Regions from separate parts of the Homo sapiens genome. Here region 1 is linked to region 2. A link is a loop called in an ENCODE intact Hi-C map of the cell type or tissue named here. Cell type or tissue: gastrocnemius medialis. All regions are shown on one strand. Links, peaks and the distances in the headings refer to the core of each region. The heading gives the core; the rest is flanking DNA.

Region 1 (9,216 bases), core at 914-8,913, 69 kb before region 2:
GCCTCCCTAGTACCTGGGACTACAGGCGCCAGCCATCACGCCTGGCTAATTTTTTGTATTTTCTTTTAGTAGAGAAAGGGTTTCAATGTGTTGGCCAGGATGTTCTCGATCTCCTGACCTCGTCATCCTCCCGCCTTGGCATCCCAAAGTGCTGGGATTACAGGCCTGAGCCACCGCACCCGGCCTAGAGTGTTAACGTTTTGAACATTGGATATGATGCTGTACTCATGGATATCGCAAAATTAGAATAATTTTCCAGAAGTCACTGCTTCCCAGTCGGAAGGAAGCCCCTAATGAATGAGAGGGTAGTTGGAAAAGAATATATTCAGTTACATCATTTCATATTTGAGAAGAAAACTCTATTGCTTTTTGAGATGAGGGTCTTGCCACGTTATCCAGGCTGGTCTTGAATCCCTGGGCACCCAGCCTCAAGTAATCCTCCTCACTCAGCCTCCTGAGTGCCTGGGATTACAGGTGCATGCCGCTGCTCCTGGCCCCTATTGTTTTTGAGCTGCAAACTATAGAAAGTCAGGTTCGAACAAATCTCATTTGGGAGGGTATACGTTTTTGTTTTTTGTTGTTGTTGTTGTTGTTATTTTTCATTTTTTTTGAGACGGAGTATCGCTCTTGTTGCCCAGGCTGGAGTGCAATATCGCGATCTCGGCTCACCGCAACCTCTGCCTCCTGGGTTCAAGCGATTCTCCTGCCTCAGCCTCCGAGTAGCTGGGATTACGGGCATGCACCACCACACCCGACTGATTTTGTATTTTTAATAGAGACAGTTTCTCCATGTTGGTCAGGCTGGTCTCGAACTGCTGACCTCAGGTGATCTGCCCGCCTTGGCCTCCCAAAGTGCTGGGATTACAGGCCTGAGCCACCACGCCCAGCAGGAGAGTATAAGTTTAAGAAAATTGAGAAGGCCAGGCGCGGTGGCTCACGCCTGTAATCCCAGCACTTTGGGAGGCCAAGGCGGGCAGATCACGAGGTCAGAAGATCGAGACCATGCTGGCCAACATGGTGAAACCCCTGGATTAGCTGGGTGTGGTGGCACACGCCTGTAATCCCAGCTACTCGGGAGGCCGAGGCAGGAGAATTGCTTGAACCCGGGAGGTAGAGGTTGCAGTAAGCCAAGATCACGCCACCGCACTCCAACCTGGCGACAGAGAGAGACTCCATCTCAAAAAAATTAATAAATAAACAAAATTGAGAAACACTCGTTATAAAATGAATGGGACCCCTTAAGAACCACACAGCTGGCTGGGCGTGGTGGCTCACGCCTGTAATCCCAGCACTTTGGGAGGCCGAGGAAGGTGGATCACCTGAGGTCAGGAGTTCAAAACCACCCTGGCCAACAAGGTGAAACCCCGTCTTTACTAAAAATACAAAAATTAGCCGGGCATGATGGCAGGTGCCTGTAATCCTAGCTACTAAGGAGGCTGAGGCAAGACAGTCGCTTGAACCTGGGAGGTGGAGTTTGCAATGGACCAAGATCATGCCATTGCACTCCAGCCTGGGCAACAGAGCCAGACTCCATTTCAAACAAAAAAAAAGAAAAAAAGATAGGATGGAGAGAAAACCCAGGAAGGCTGGAGAGCTTCTCACTAGACAGATGCTCTTCTCTATAAGGCTTGCTCAGCAATCAACTATTTACTGAAGACCAGTGTTATTAGTGCCAGAGTTATTACTGCCATGGAAATACATAAAGACCCTATATGAAATGATTGTAGGAAAAAAAGTACCTGCTACTCCAGGGAGTGTTGACCACTTAAACTACAAAAGTTCAAGAAGAAAAGAATTAGGCCGGGCACAATGGCTCACACCTGTAATCTTAGCACTTTGGGAGGCTAAAGCACTTTGGGAGGCTGAGGCAGGAGGATCACTTGAGGCCAAGATTTTGGGACAAGGTTGGACAACATAGCAACACCCCATCTCTTAAAAAAAAAGAGAGAGAGAGAGAGAGAAAAGAACTGGAGGCACAATACTTGACAGGAACAGGAAGGAAATTCCAGGTGAGAGGATTAGCGTAAGCAAAGATATGGACATGGAGACAATAGGAAATAGGAAAAAAAGTTTCTGTACATCATAGTAAGTGAACAATAAATGTTTGCACATGACAGTGATGCTTGGCATTAGAAAGTAGGAAGGAGGCCAGGCACAGTGAATCATACCTGTAATCCAACAATTTGGGAGACTGAGGCAGGAGGATTGCTTGAGTCAGGAGTTCAAGACCAGCCTGGGCAACATAGCCAGACTCTGTCTCTCCAAAAATGTTTTTTTTTAATTAGTGGGGCATGGTGGTGTGTGCCTGTAGTCCAACTGCTTGGGAGGCTGAGGTGGGAGGATCACTTGAGGCCAGAAGGTTGAGACTGCAGTGAGCCATAGTTGAGCCACTGCACTCCAGCCTGGGTGACAGAGTGAAACCCTGTGTCTAAAGAAATTTTTTTTTTTTTTTTGAGGTGGAGTCTCGCCCTGTCGGTCGCCCAGGCTGGAGTGCAGTGGCGCAATCTCGGCTCACTGCAACCTCTGCCTCCTGGGTTCAAGCGATTCTCCTGCCTCAGCCTCCTGAGTAGCTGGGACTACAGGCGCCCGCCACCACGCCTGGCTAATTTTTGTACTTTTAGTAGAGACGGGTTTCACCGTGTTAGCCAGGATGGTCTCGATCTCCTGACCTCGTGATCCACCCGCCTCGGCCTCTCAAAGTGCTAGGATTACAGGCGTGAGCCACTGCGCCCGGCCAAGAAATTTTTAAAAATAGGCCAGGTGCAGTGGTTCATGCCTGTAACCTCAGAACTCTCACCTGAGGTCAGAGTTTGAGACCAGCCTGGCCAACATGGTGAAACCCTGAGTCTTCTAAAAATACAAAAAAAAAAAAAAAAAAAAAAAATTAGCCAGGCGTGGTAGCAGGCGCCTGTTGTAGTCCAAGCCACTCTGGAGGCTGAGGCAGGAGAATCGCTTAGAGGCAGGAGAATCGCTTAAACCCAGGAGGCGGAGGTTGCAGTGAGCCGAGATTGTGCTACTACACTCTAGCCTGGGCAACAGAATGAGACTCCATCTCAAAAATAAAAATAAAAAAATTAAAAAATAGAAAGTAGGAGGGAATAGGAAATAATATCATCTGAGAGGAGCCAAACTAAAGTGAGTCTTGGAAGTCTGGTAGCACAGGTTTGTTCAGTGCACAAGATAGACTTGGTCAGCTGGAAAATATAGACATTCTGCAATATCTGGAATATTGAAAAAAATTAGTATCTCTGAAAGGAGAGATGAGGAAAAACATGAACAAGTTGTACAAAATGTAATTAATTTGTGAGCAAGCATTGAATGTTTACTGAGCCCTTGCTTTGTGCAACGAATTAGGCAAGGAAAATGAGGAAGACATGGTCCTTTATTGGCCAAATAAAGTATGACACATCTATACAATGGGACGGGAGGCAGCCATTAAACAGAACATGGCAGCTCTTAAGGGTACTATATGGAGCAGTCTCCATGTTTTGTTGTTGACAGTTTTATTTATTTTAGAGACAGGGCCTCATTATGTTGCCCAGGCTGGTCTCTAACTCCTGGGCTTAAGAAATTCTCCTGCCAGGCCAGGCACGGTGGTGGCTCATGCCTGTAATCCCAGCACTTTGGGAGGCTGAGGTGGGCAGATTATGAGGTCAGGAGTTTAAGACCAGCCTGGCCAATATGGTGAAACCTCATCTCTACTAAAAAAAAAAAATACAAAAATTAGCCGGGCCTGGCAGCGCACACCTGTAGTCCCAGCTACTCGGGAGGCTGAGGCAGAAGAATCGCTTGAACCCAGGAGGCGGAGGTTGCAGTTAGCTGTGATCATGCCATTGCACTCCAGCCTGGGTGACAGAGCAAGACTCCATCTCAAAAAATAAAAAAAAGAAATCCTCCTGCCTCAGCCTTCCAAAGATTGCTGAGATTACAGGCATGAGCCACTGCACCCGGCATTTTTTATTTTGTTTTGTTTTTTAGAGACAGGGTCCCACTCTGTCACTCAGGTTGGAGTGCAGGGCACAATCATAGCTCACTGCAGCCTCCAACTCCTGGGCTCAAGCCATCCTCCCACCTCAGCCTCCCCAGTAGCTGGGATAACAGACATGTGCCAGTAAGCTCTACTAATTTTTTGTATATGTAGTAGAAATGGGGTTTTGCTACATTGCCCAGGCTGGTCTTGAACTCCTGGCCTCAAGTGATCCTCCCGTCTTGGTCTTCCAAAGTGCTGAGATTATACATGTGAGCCGCCGTGCCCAGCCAAGTTTCTGAGTTTTGTTTATTTTAGAAAGGAGTCTTCCTGTGCTGCCCAGGCTGGTCTCAAATACCTGGGCTCAAGTGATCCTCCAACCTCAGCCTCCCAAATAGTTGGGACTACAGGTGAGCACCACCATGCCTAGCCAATCTCCATGTTTGATTGTTAAGTGGAAAAAGCAAGGTGCACAACAAACATACTATGGTGCTGTTGCTAAAGGAGAAGCACAAGGCCTACACATGTTTCTATTTACAGAGGTAAGCTCTGGAAGGATATACAAAAATCTGGTCACAGAGGTTGTCTCTTGGGAGGAAAAAAAGGGGACTGAGGAGAAATTAAAAAAAGACTTTTCATTGTACATTCTTTTGACCCTATTGTATTTTATATCATTTGCACATTTGCTTATTTAAAAAGTTTTCAGAAATTTAAAAGCAGCTCTTTTTCCAAAGTGCTCCTCACTTCATGTCATGGGTCCTGTATCCTAAGTTCCCCTATTTCAATCACAGTGCAAATTTACCCTCCACAGGCATGCCTTTCCTGCATCTAGACTCACTAGAAATAGCTGATGCATCTCTCCTCCCTTGCCTGCCCTCCACAGGAAAAGAAGCAATGAAAAAAAAGAAAATGAGATCCTCTGGTCTCTGTCACCTTTTTATCAACTTGTACTACCTGCCATTATCTGACACCCACATCTTTTCTTGAATCTGCCTCCTCCTATGGGACAGCGACATTTTCTTAAGTTGCAGATGATGGAGAAAATTTTTTAAAAGAAAAAAAGGGGGCAGGGGGAGGGAAGCCCAGAGTTTGGCCAAATGCACGTTTTTCAAGTTCCTGCTTGAGCTTAGATTCCCTTTCCGCTTTAAGGACATGCCCTCTGGAAAGAAGGGTGTTTTGTTTCCAGCCCACACAGACCCAAACTTTTTTCATCACGTGCCTGGTCCGAGCCAGTACGCAGCTCTGTAATGAGATCACCATGGCCAGCCTCCCACCCGAGCAAAAACAAGGTTAGCCTGCAGCAGAGCCGCAGCAGCAACAGCCACCAAAGCGGGGGCTGAAAGGGAAGAGAACTTAGATTTGACCTGTGCAAGGACCTCAGCAGCTTGGACACAGCCCACTGCAGAGGTAAGTGGGAACTACGGGGGAGGGGTGGTGTTTGCAAAGGTCAGGACATGTCCAGGTTCACTTAAAGTAAGGGCAAAACAACACTCTTCCCACCTCTGCCACCACCCTGTCCTCTCTACTTATGGCAGGGTTAGATTTGCCTCTAAACAGGGTTAGATGGCAGGGTTAGAATTTGTCCTAGGACATTGCTGTAGTGCAGTCGCCTCCTTGTCTCTTACTAATGTCTGTATCCTCTGCCTGTGTTTGTACCATCTACCTCCTCAGTAGTCTAATTTTTCTAGCAATTGACAGGTGATTGTAATGGACAAGTAATTGTTTGACTTTAAAACCATTTGTAAAGGAGCAACTCCTAATTCAGAACTCAAATGAGAGGCAGAACAAACTGGAAGAGACTGTTGGGAAGCAACTGCTGCCTAATTGCTTCTCATCTCTACTCTGCCATCACCAGGAAGGTATGGGGCAAAATACAACAGTTTTAAAGTCTCTGGATAGATGTGTGGGCTATGAGCTAGACAAGTAGGTTGAAACTGTTTTGATGCAACATACTTGGATTTACCAACAGTGGCTCCAGTTGTGAAATCGTTAGTGGCTTGATAGTACCTATGGAAACACTCCACGAAGGTTATTGAGTAAAGGGCATACAGTAAAGTGTGTAGGTGGAGATGAACAATAGAACAGTGGCTTTCAGGACCTTCTGGGGCTTAAGGCAAGCAAGACAAGATGCTGATTTGTGGGTTGCTTCAGTTTCATGTGCAATTCCAATTAAATTTCTTTGAGTGGGATATACAGATTCAATTCAATTTGCTAAAACACAGATGCACTGAGCATCAGCTTCTAACTTTAGTTACGAAAGTAATTAGCACAAGGGAATGGTGCTAAAATGTTCCATAGCAAATGTTGAACACTTTTTGAGGGCAAAAAGCAATGCTTTTGATTCGTGTATCTCTTATTTATTCGGCAAATCTTTCTTGAGTATCTTCTACATGCCAGGCTTGGGCTTGATTCTGTGGATCTCGTGGTAAACAAGACAGGCAGATTCTCGGCCTCATGGACATGCAATCAAGCAGAACAGTAAGCTCAAAGGGTGCAAGTACCATGCAGCAAAAGGAGTGAAGAGAGTATTACTAAAACTGGCCCATGGGAATCATTTTTAACCTTTCCTTTCATGCATTTCATCTTCTGTTTTTGTTTTTTTTGTTTTTTGAGATGGAATCTCGTTCTGTCACCCAGGCTGGAGTACAGTGGCGCGATTTCAGCTCACTGCAACCTCCACCTCCTGGGTTCAAGAGATTCTCCTGCCTCAGCCCCCCAAGTAGCTGGGATTACAGGTGCCCGCCACCACACCCAGCTAATTTTCGTATTTTTAGTAGAGATGGGGTTTCACCATGTTGGCCAGGCTGGTCTCCAACTCCTGACCTCAGGTGATCTACCCACCTCGGCCTCCCAAAGTTATGAGATTACAGGCATAAGCCAACGTGCCCAGCCGCATTTCATCTTTGTTTTTTTTTGTTTTTTTGAGACAGACTCTTGCTCTGGCGCCCAGGCTGGAGTGCAGTGGCATGATCTTGGCTCACTGCAACCTCCGCCTCCCAGGTTCAAGCGATTCTCCTGTCTCAGCCTCCAGAGCAGCTGGGATTACAGGCGTGCACCACCACACCCGGCTAATTTTTATATTTTTAGTAGAGACGGAGTTTCGCCATGTTGGCCAGGCTGGTCTCAAACTCCTGACCTCAGGTGATCTGCCCACCTCGGCCTCCCAAAGTGCTGGGATTACAGATGCGAGCCACCGCTCCTGGCCGCATTTCATCTTCTTAAATGAATATCGGCCACTCTATCTTCTATATAAGCCTCAGATTAGTACAGATGTTGAGTCATAGCAGCTCCTCAAAACCCTCTTCACCAGAGGCTTTAAACTGTGTAATTACATTACAGGTCAGTCTCCTCAGCCCTGGAGGTCGACTGCTCAGCTTTTTCCTAGCATACAGTCTGAGAGCAGAGGCTGAAGTAAGGGGAGTTCTAATCTTTGGGTCAGTTGCCCTCTCCCTGTGTCATTTCTTATGAAATAGAAGTTATGCTATTCCCAAAATACATACAGCACTAGGCAAAGTGTTAAGAAGCCTAGATTTTGCCAGAAACCATGTGGAGTTTGGAGCAAGTCATTTCTACTAACTAGGGCTTCCTCCTTAGCTTATAAAATGGAAGGGGTAGACCAGATGAACATGAGGTCTTTTTTCTCCCCCCTCTAAGAGTAAATTGTCTCAACAATTTTACAAGTTGTTTACAAAACAATACACATTCACATAAAGGTGATGTATTTATATCTATAAAATAGGAACATTCAGTAGGCCGGGCATGGTGGCTCACGCCTGTAATCCCAGCACATTGGGAGGCCGAGGCGGGCGGATCACAAGGTCAGAAGATCAAGACCATCCTGGCTAACATGGTGAAACCCTGTCTCTACTAAAAATACAAAAAATTAGCCAGGCGTGGTGGCAGGCACCTGTGGTCCCAGCTACTCGGGAGGCTGAGGCAGGAGAATGGCATGAACCCGGGAGATGGAGCTTGCAGTGAGCCAAGATCGCGCCACTGCACTCCAGCCTGGGTGACAGAGCAAGACTCTGTCTCAAAAAAAAAAGGAACATTCATCAATCATGCAGAATATCCAGGAAACAAGAATATGAAAGAAAATCTGGGCCAGGCGCAGTGGCTCATGCCTGTAATTCCAGCACTTTGGGAGGCCAAGGTGGGTGTATCACCTGAGGTCAGGAGTTCAAGACCAGCCTGGCCAACATGGTGAAACCCCGTCTCTACTAAAAATAAAAAAATTAGCCAGGCATGGTGGGGGTGGGTGCCTGTAATCCCAGCTACTTAGGAGGCTGAGGCAGGAGAATCGCTTGAACCCGGGAGGCAGAGGCTGCAGTGAGCCAAGGTCATGCCATTGCACTCCAGCCTGCGCAACATGAGCGAGACTCCATCTCAAAAAAAAAAAAAAAAAGAAAGAAAGAAAGAAAAAAGAAAATCTGAAAGAGTTGGGCTGTAGACAAATAAAATTCAAGATTAAACCGTCTGTATTCCTTCCAGCCTCACCTTATTCCCATGTCCTTTACTCAGATTCTTGAAGTTGTAAACATTAGCTATAGCTTCACTGTGTCATTTATCTAGATTGGGGATTCTTTAATAAAAAGCCTGCATACTGAGAATCATCTGCTTTCAACAAAACCACATAGGCAGGGCAGAGTGGCTCATGCCTGGAATCCCAGCACTTTGGGAGACCAAGATCACTTAAGCCCAGGAGTCCAAGACCAGCTTGGGCAACATAGGGAGACCCCATGTTTACAAAAATTTTTTAAAAATTCGCCGGCATGGTGGCACAGACCTGTAGTCCCAGTTACTCAGGGGACTGAGGTGGGAGGATCACCTGAGCATAGAAGATTGAGGCTGCAGTGAGCTATGATTGAGCCATTGTACTTCAGTCTCGGCAACAGAGCAAGATGCTATCTCTAAAAAATAAAAATAAATAAAATCCTTGGTTCACACTAAAAAAAAAACAAACAAAAAACCAGAACCACACTAAAAAGTATCTAATTTGCTACTAGGGAGGCTGAGGCAGGAGGATCACCTGACCCCAGGAAGTCGAGGCTGCAGTGAATCATGATTGGGTCATTGCACTCCAGCCTGGACAGAGTGAAACTCTGTCTCAAAATAAATAAATAAATAAAATTTGGATAAACTCACAATAGAATATCAAATTCACTTTAAGGAAGTATCCATTCATTGTTGTAAAATATTAGAACCTTCGGCCAGGCATGGTGGCTCATGCCTGTAATCCTAACACTTTGGGA
Region 2 (9,216 bases), core at 649-8,648:
AGAGCAAAATTCCATCCCAAAAAAAAAAAAAAGAAAACAATCATAGAATGAAGGGACCATAGTTCTAATCCACTCAACTTGTAGACAGGGAACTGAGGCCAGAAAAAGGGAAGGGGCTTCCTCAAGACTAGCTGCAGAGCCAGGATGAAAGCTGTAGGTCTTGACTCCCTTGCCAGAGCTCCTCAACAGCTCACCAGAAATTCCATGGAGCCCAATGGTTTCCATGTGTCTACTGGCGAGGAATGGGTCAAAAGCCTTCTTAGTGTAATCTTAGAGCACTTCCCTTGTTTTTCTGAGTAAACAGTTACTGATGACTGGGCCCAGCAGCTTATCTGTCCACAGGTCTCCGAGGCCCAGACTGTAGCAGGGTGGATGGCAGACAGAGTCCCTAGGAGGGTCTTCTTCCTCAACTAAGGCAAACCAGCCCTAAAGGGTATCTGGAAGAGAAGGAAAACCACCTTCTGTCCCAGAGGACCATAGCCAGGAGCCAGTACTAATTCTGGTAATTCTAGTTCCAGGGGGTCCGGGGGCTTCTTAAATACACACAAGCCTTTGTTAAAAATGAAGCATACCAGCCGGGTGCAGTGGCTCATGCCTGTAATCCCAGCATTTTGGGAGGCCGAGGCGGGCAGATTACCTGAGGTCAGGAGTTAGAGACCAGCCTGGCCAACATGGTGAAACTCTGTCTATACTAAAAATACAAAAAATTAGCCGGGTGTGGTGGGCGCCTGTATTCCCAGCTACTCAGGAGGCTGAGGCAGGACAGTCGCTTGAACCCGGGAGGCGGAGGTTGCAGTGAGCTGAGATCGCGCCACTGCACTCCAGCTTGGGTGACAAGAGTGAAACTCCATCTCAAAAAAAAAAGTGAAGCATACCAAAATTGCTATGTGCAAGAAGCAATCTGAATATGGTGGTGTTGAGAACACTAGAGGACTTTTCTGGCAACTATCTGCATGGCAAACCCACTATTTTCACTTGGATTACTTAAGGTTATTTTGAGTGTCAAGGAGCAGGGAGCTGATGCTACTACTGCTAATGAAGGATGAAGAGAAATGAGGGGTAGAAGGTGGGTGCTGAGGAATGGCAGGGCAGAGAGGAATTACTAACTGGGATGGTTGGAATAGGGATGGCGGCTCCTCTGTAAAGTGGAGTGGTTAATGACCACACGACCTCGAATGTCTAACCCCGAGATTCTTTAAGCCTCTATTTTCAAGTGTGTCTAACACCCCCTCATTCAAAGACCACCTAGGAAAGTCAGAGGGCCCCATTAAGCACATGGACTTTGCTATGGGATGGACTTAGGGTGGAGTCCCTACCTACTCTGCTCCTCACAGGGTCCCTCTGAACTTCACCTTCCTCTGTAAAATTGAAGTCATAGTTACATGGCTGCTGGAACAGTTAAACAAACAGAGCATACTAAGAGTACCTAGCACACAATAAATGCCCAACAAATGCTAATATTACAATTCACAAAGGAAGCTTACTATTTCCAAGCAATCGCCACCCTCACTCTGAGATAGAGATGGGGATGGGGGGAGATACACCAAATCATCTCTCAAAATGAAAGAATCAGAATGTACGGGAAAAACTCTTGGGGTGATTAATTGGTTCAATTCATACAGTCCAGACTGCAAATGAGGCCACCCACCTCACCTGGCTCTTCTGAGCGGTAATCCATGCCCACTGGATGGGGATACCACACCACCACATTGCCCTTCAGAGACAGGAGGCACCTGGGCCCCAGGGCAAGTTTCCCCAGGAAAGAGGAAGGCTTCCAAACTTTGTAGTTTAAAATGAGGAAAGACAGATGGGGGAATTTATCACAGGTCCCCCAGGGGTGCTTTGACATAAAGCCCTGCTTTGTTAGGGAGGAAGGAAGAACATGGCGAAGGCTGACAAGAGTTCCCTTTCAGTTGAAATTCAGTCATTCCACTTTTTACTCAGAACAGAAAAGGAAAACAGGCCAGGCTCAAGGAGTCTCTCTCAGCCTACTAAACCCATAACCCTGGCCAGTACACAGCCAGATAAAAAGATTTAAAAGTGTTTTCACTATTGTCTTCTTCTCAAAAGATCCTAAGGCTGCCGACCTTTGAAACAAAAACTACCCAGAGGTTCCAGATGTGAAGGTCTGAGGAGCAAGAACTTGGTTCAACCAACAGGTAGAAAGCACATGGGTGATTCAAACTCATCAGGTCACAGTAAAAAGATCTGGTAAGAGGCAGAGAGAAGCTAGAATTAAAACTGAGGGACCTGTGCATGAAAGGTGAGAAAAGGCTGAGCTATTCAAAGAAAGCCTTCAGGACCCAGAGTGGGTGACTAGAAGGACTACCAGATTTCAGGCCTGAACACTGCCAGGAAAATTAGGAAGACCAAATGCTTATTTGGGGACTGGTATCATCTCCTGGAGATTGGCATCTGAAAAGGCTGTTTACCAGAGAGCTAAGAACTACTACCTTGAGAACAAGGTAATCTGTTGGGTTTAGGGGCTGTATTACATTCACACTCACCCATCTGCTACCATACACTTGGCCGTTAGGTCGACCTCCTTCGGGTAGACCTCCCAGACCTCAAGTGTGGTGAAGCACCCTGCTATGTGCTCCCACGGTATTGTAAATGTTAAATGGGCTGGTTACTTATCTGCCCCTCCCCTGGGGGCAGGGACCACAGGGCTGCTTTCACAGCAGTACCCCAGTGTCTAGCTCAGGGCCTGGCAACACAGCAGACACTTGTTTAATGAATAGCGACTTCACACCAGAAGAGGCTTTGCTTGTCAAGTGCTAATTCCTGAGGTTATAGCCTCAACCCTTAGCCTTCAGCTGGGGCCCTCCCAAATACAGAGAAATTGCTAGTGTCCTAGAAACTGCTGGCTCCCAGAGGAACGCAGGCCCTAGCCCAGCTTTGACTCACAGGCAACCCAACTGCCTGATATCAGTGCTGCGCCTCAGTCCAGAATGCAACACTCACCAGTTGTATAACCCTTGGGAGCATTACCTACCATTCTACCCCAGCGTCACCCTCCTTACTAATATTGGGTCTACAGGTGTGAGAACAGAAAGACAGATCTCAACCACTGAGATTTCTCACCAAAGCACAAGAAATGCTAGCAGCAAATCGCAGATGCACGAATTACACGTGTAAATAATATGTAGTGAGCATTTACTAGATACCACACACTGTTCTAAACTCTGGGCATGGATTCTCTTAATCTTGATCGTGTTGAATTAGTTTCTTTCATTGGTCCCATTTTAAAACGAGGAACCCAAGACACATGGTGGAAAGGTTATTTGCCAAGATAACAGCCAGCAAAGAGAGGAACAGGATTTGGAGCCAAGCAGTCTGACTCTAAAACCTGTGCTCTTAACCACTAAAAGGAGGTGGAAGAGAAGCTAAGGGGTATAAGTTACAACCTTATTGTAGCCAACAGGACAGTTTCTCAATAGCAGGGATGCCTGGGCATCATTCTACATACTGGGGAAAACCAAAGCCTGTTGCAGGGAAGCCTAAGCTAACAGCTGGACAAGTGGCACCTCGGTGGTTGGAAGTGCCTAGTTTCCCTACCCAGAGAGGCAAGGGAAACTACCACCAAGCACACCCAGTTTGAGTCTAACTCCAGCACTCTGGCACTGGCAGCACTATGAAGAAAGAGACATTCCTTCCAGACCCACCTCCCAGTTCCTCTCAGTTCTCCCAGAGGCTGCTCAGGGGGATCCAGCTGACATGGATTGTGCCCCACCCTCAGCCCCCAGATATAAGGAAGGCCACCACTATCTCCCTAAGCCTGTGTCCAGGGACCCTGACTGTGGAAGGCAGCAATACCATCTGAAGGGAGGGTGAGGCAGGCAGGAAAGAGTGCCTGGGTTATACTACCCACCTGTGCCTGTCCCTCCCAGGCCAGCCTGGGGACAGATTAACTGAAAAGCCTGGCTACTTTCAGCTGTCATTCATCCTGGGGATGGGGTGGAGTCATAGAGGGGAGCCTGGAGACCCACAGGCCTTTCCTCCCATACTGACTGACCCCAGGACCCCCTAAGCAGGAACATTCTTCTATGGAGTAAAGAGAATGCCATGTTAGCCCTCCTCACCTTGGTCACCAGCTGCTGCTGTCGGTACCATCTCTCAGAGGCCTCTCTGCCCAGTCCTCCCACCCAAATTTCCCTAGACCTGCGGATGAAATGCAGGAGGGGCTGGAAGGGCATTCTTAGGGAGAGGAGTGGGCAGAGAAAGGGAAGGAGAGAAATGTTCAGGTCAGATCATCTTGAGTTCCCACTGAAAGGAAGCTGCAGACCACCAGTCAGCTCAGGAATGCAGAGTCTGCATCCCCTTGGCCCGGGAGGAGGAGCAAGGGTGGGCCAGGCTCCAGTCACATGATGCTGGCCAGCCTGGCCCAGCCCAGGCCCAGCCCCAGCTGACTATCTTTAGCCTGTGGTGACCCAGGTGGCCCAGTGCTCCCACTCTCCCCGCCCAGATGTGGACCCAGCCACCCTCGGGTGGCTGTGGCCACTCCCACTGCTGGTACCAGTCCCTGAAATCTTGCTTCAAAGCTGATCAATAATCAACACAGCTGAAATATATCAGCGGCCACTAAAGCTCCTGGCCTCCAAGTGCCAGCTCCCTAACCCAGCCTTTTCTAAAGAGCACATTTGGTTCTAGTTAGAACAGTAATAATAATCACCTTTTACTGCATAAAGACTAGGTACCAAAAACTGACCTAAGTTGCTGTGTATGATTTTACTTAATTATCTCAAAAAGACACAATTATTCCAGTTGTCCAGAAAATGAAACTGAAGGAAGGGACTCGCCCAAGGTCACAATGTTGAAGAGCAAGATGACTGACTCCTCAGATCTAGTCATAGATCTCAATATAAATTCTCCTCAGGAGGCTTCCTGACTGCCCAATGTAAAGTGCCACAAAACCAGCAACTCTGGATCAAGTTCTAACTCAGTCTACAATTTAAGATCTTCAGGGTACTCACTACCGCCTGAAATGGTTGCATCTGTGTGTATCTCAACTCCACTAGACTGCAATCAATTACTGAGAGCTTACTACAGAGGTGTCCAATCTTTTGCCTTCCCTGAGCCACAATGGAAGAATTAATGTCTTGGGCCACACGTAAAACACACTAACACTAATGATAGCTGATGAACCTAAAAAACAAAAATTGCAAGAAAATCTCAATGTTTTAAGAAAGTACAAATTTGTGTCAGGACGCATTCAAAGCCGTCCTTTGGACAAGCTTGCCTTACAATGTCTTTGCATGATGCCAAAGTTTTTTACATGTAGTAGCTCATTTATTTTTCCGTTTTTTTTTTCCTTTTTTTTGAGACGGAGTCTCACTCTTGTCACCCAGGCTGGAGTGCAATGGCGCCATCTCGGCTCACTGCAAGCTCCGCCTCCCAGGATCACGCCATTCTCCTGCCTCAGCCTCCCGAGTAGCTGGGATTACAGGTGTGTGTCACCATGCCCAGCTAATTTTTTTGTATTTTTAGTAGAGACAGGGTTTCACCATATTAGCCAGGATGGTCTCGATCTCCTGACTCGTGATCCGCCCGCCTCGGCCTCCCAAAGTGCTGGGATTACAGGCGTGAGCCCAGAAGGTAGGTATGATGATGATTCCCAGTTAAACAAATGAGCTATGCACAATCAGCTTGCGGGGCTCCCTTGGGCTTTCCTAGGCCCTGGACTTCAGAAGCCAATCGTCTCAGACAGGTTGCTAGGCACACACAACTACACGCACACCTGACTCCATTACCCTGATGTGGGAGGCTGCCAAGCTCAGAGGTTTTCTTCCTGTCCTTGGTGGTCAGCCACCACCTCAGGTAACACAAACTCATTTTTTTATTTTTTGAGACGGAGTCTCACTCTGTCACCTAGGCTGGAGTGCAGTGGGTGTGGCACAATCTAGGCTCACTGCCACCTCCACCTCCCAAGTTCAAGCAATTCTCCTGCCTCAGCCTCCCGAGTAGCTGGGACTACAGGCGCGAGCCACCAAGCCTGTCTAATTTTTTGTATTTTCAGTAGAGATGGGGTTTCACCATGTTGGCCAGGCTGGTCTTGAACTCCTGACCTCAAGTGATCCACCCGCCTCAGCCTCCCAAGGTACTGGGATTACAGGTATGGGCCACCGTGGCCGGCCCACAAACTCATTTTTATTGTCCTTCCAATCTTAGGGCATCCTTTGTTGGAAGAGGCTTCTGAATCCCCAAAAAATTACTTTGGATTATTCCCATTATTGGAGTGGAGAGGGTGATCCCAGACCAAGTCAGGGCTGGAAAGACTTGAGAATCTCATTGTACATACAGAAAAACTGAGGACCAGGAGAGGCCAAAGTCACCAGTGATTTGCTGTAGAGCTGGCACTGGAACATCAAGTTCTTGTCTCCCAATCTAGAGCTCTTTGGCAAACCAGGAAGCCAATATCTGCTCCTCAACAAAATACACTCTGTGCCCAACTATATCCACTCACAGGGTCAGGGCAGGGCCTTAGGGACCCAAAGTGTCACAGGAACTGTTCCCCAAAATTACCGATACTGTCAAGAAAAACTACTCACATGGAACTGAAACACATGACCACAGGGGAGGGTGCTTTGAAGTGGCTCTGAGAGGGGCCCCATTTCCAATCCCTTTTTTCCTCTTTGAGCCCTGCCAGGGAAGGCTGAATGTCTCAGCTCCCTCTGGAAGACTTAGTGGGCCCTGGAGATCTTTTTCTCACTGTCTGTCTGTCCTGAGAGGCAGGCTGGGCACATTTGGTAGCCTGAAAATTCCACAGCAGTGGGAGGGACTTTCCAGGGAGGGTCATCCCAAAAGCAGATAGGAAGCTGGAGTTCTCGAGTAGCAACTAGTTCCCCCAATCCAGGCCAGCCTGGCCAGGCAGCCTTGCTTCCCAGGAGCTGCTAATTTGCCTCTCTCGGTGAGTTCAGGATGGCCTACAGGCTCCTTCAGTGTCATATGCTACAACCCAACTGGGAAAGAGTTAAGCCCTGGGATGCTATGAACATGGAGACAGGACAGGCTCAGCAGCCAGGGTGCTGCCCCACCTGCAGACTCCCCACCCCTGCACACGGATGCTCTCAAGGCACCAGCACACCCCTTTAGAGAATGTAGAGGGGGGCTGGGCACAGTGGCTCATGCCTGTAATCTCAGCACTTTGGGAGGCCGAGGCAGGCGGATCACCTGAGGTCAGGAGTCCGAGACCAGACTGACCAACATGGAGAAACCCCGTCTCTACTAAAAATACAAAATTAGCCAGGTGTGGTGGCGCATGCCTGTAATCCCAGTTACTCGGGAGGCTTAGGCAGGAGAATCGCTTGAATCCGGGAGGTGGAGGTTGCGGTGAGCCGAGATTGCGCCACTGCACTCCAGTCTGGGCAACAACAGCAAAACTCTATCTCAAAAAAAAAAAAAAAAAAAAGAGAGAATGTAGAGGGGGTCCGACCCCTACCCCAAAGCCACCCTACCAACAATTTACTATGCCACGGAGTTAAGAGACAGGTTAGAGCAGCAGTTAACAGCGTGGACTTTGGAGTCCATTCTTGGATGTACTAACCAAGAGCCATCATCAATTAAGTAACTCACAAGGCCAGGGGCAGATGAGTCAAAACTGAGCAATCTCTCATGTAGCTTGTAACTTGATAGGCATTAACTGGGCCACACATCAATGAGAGCCAAGCAACTAGGTTCATGAGGAGGCAAAATGACAGCTTACCGAGATGATCCCAGGAGTCAGACTTAACCTCTCACTTTCCTGAACTATTAATGGGGTCCATGACAGCTAGCTCACAGGATTAACAGATTAAATGAAGTAATAGTACCATAAATGCATGGTAATTATTTTTCATTTCTTTGGGGCAATTCTTGAACCTGACTGGTGCCCAAAAAAAGGTGGGGTAAGCGGGGAGAGAATATGGTTGCCAGATTTAGCAAATAGCAATTCAGGACACTCTGTTAAATCTAAATTTCAGATAAACAGTAATTTTATAGACTAAATATGTCCCATGCAATACTGGGACATACTTATACTAAATATTTGATTTATCTAAAATTCAAATTTAACTGGGTGTCCCCTGTATTTTTAGTTTGTTAGAACTGGACACCATAGTTAGGAAAGACTATTGCCCCATGTTCCAAACTGAAAGTGGAAGAGTGACCAGAGCCCTGGGCTAGAAGTCAAGAGACTGGTTGACAGTCCTGGCGCAGACACCAGAGCTCTTGCTATGGATGCTTGGCAAGAACTACCCTCCAGTGTCTTCAGTCTCTCTATTCAGAGGCCTGTGGTAGGGGTGGGCAGAATCCTATCATCCACAGTCCTTCCAGTTCTAACATCTTGTGATTTTGTCCTTATACCCATTGATCTCCATAAATGCAGCCGGCTTTCCAGGATAAGCTATTAAGATTTTTGGCATGCATTCGAATTATCATGTGAGGAGCTTGTCAAAACGTAGATTCCTGGGTCCCATCCTTCAGAGATTTTTTGCTCAGCAATGGTGGAGTCAGGAATCTGCTAGGTAATTCTAAGGTAGGTTTTCTCTGTACATACTTAACAGTTATTTTGATGTAACCTAATGAGTTTCAACTGTTAAACTGACAGGGGTACCCAAAACCACAATACCATATTTAATATTTTTAAATCAGAGCTGCACTTTTTTTTTTTTTTTTTTTAGACGGAGTCTCGCTCTGTGGCCCAGGCTAGAGTGCAGCAGCGCGATCTCGGCTCACTGCAAGCTCTAACTCCTGGGTTCACGCCATTCTCCTGCCTCAGCCTCCCGAGTAGCTGGGACTACAGGCGCCCACCACCACGCCCAGCTAATTTTTGTATTTTTAATAGAGACGGGGTTTCACCGTGTTAGCCAGGATGGTCTCGATCTCCTGAACTTGTGATCCGCCTGCCTCGGCCTCCCAAAGTGCTGGGATTACAGGCGTGAGTCACCGCACCCATCCTGCACTTCTTAAACCAGCAGTAAGTATAGTCATGAGCCAAATAATGACATCTCCATCCACAAATATGACAGTTGGTCCCGTAAGATTATAATAGAGCTGCCCTATACCAGTGTGCCACTTTATTATATATATTTTTTTAATTTTTAATTTGTGTAGGTACATAGTAGGTTTACATATTTATGGGGTAGTTGAGATACTTTGATACGGTATAATAATCACATCAGGGTAAATGGGGTATCCATCATCTCCAGCATTTATCCTTTCTTTGTGTTACAAACAATT

The links. Peaks named below come from ENCODE experiments on the same cell type or tissue, not always from the same donor. Only the 100,000 strongest peaks of a DNase experiment are listed, where the experiment ranks them.
Region 1: it touches region 2 in a loop (8-fold over the local background); 3 of 110 quality-filtered maps call a loop at or near these places.

Annotation. Positions count from the first base shown.
Region 1 is chr5:154,846,641-154,855,856 of GRCh38, reverse strand. FAXDC2 (fatty acid hydroxylase domain containing 2) reads left to right here and starts at 5,254. Exons shown (of 9, transcript NM_032385.5): 1 at 5,254-5,374. In gastrocnemius medialis, for the core only: no CTCF peak of the experiment used is centred there; a DNase peak (open chromatin) is centred at 5,206; H3K4me3 peaks cover 2,041 bases; H3K27ac peaks cover 2,411 bases.
Region 2 is chr5:154,777,698-154,786,913 of GRCh38, reverse strand. All of the region lies in intron 1 of LARP1 (La ribonucleoprotein 1, translational regulator), which reads right to left. Among named protein-coding and RNA genes, the nearest start is that of LARP1, 27 kb to the right of the region's middle. RefSeq lists enhancers at 2,155-2,214, 2,425-2,644, 2,665-2,924, 4,526-4,625, 4,303-4,929. In gastrocnemius medialis, for the core only: no CTCF peak of the experiment used is centred there; DNase peaks (open chromatin) are centred at 3,506, 4,385, 7,613 and 8,183; H3K4me3 peaks cover 402 bases; H3K27ac peaks cover 7,188 bases.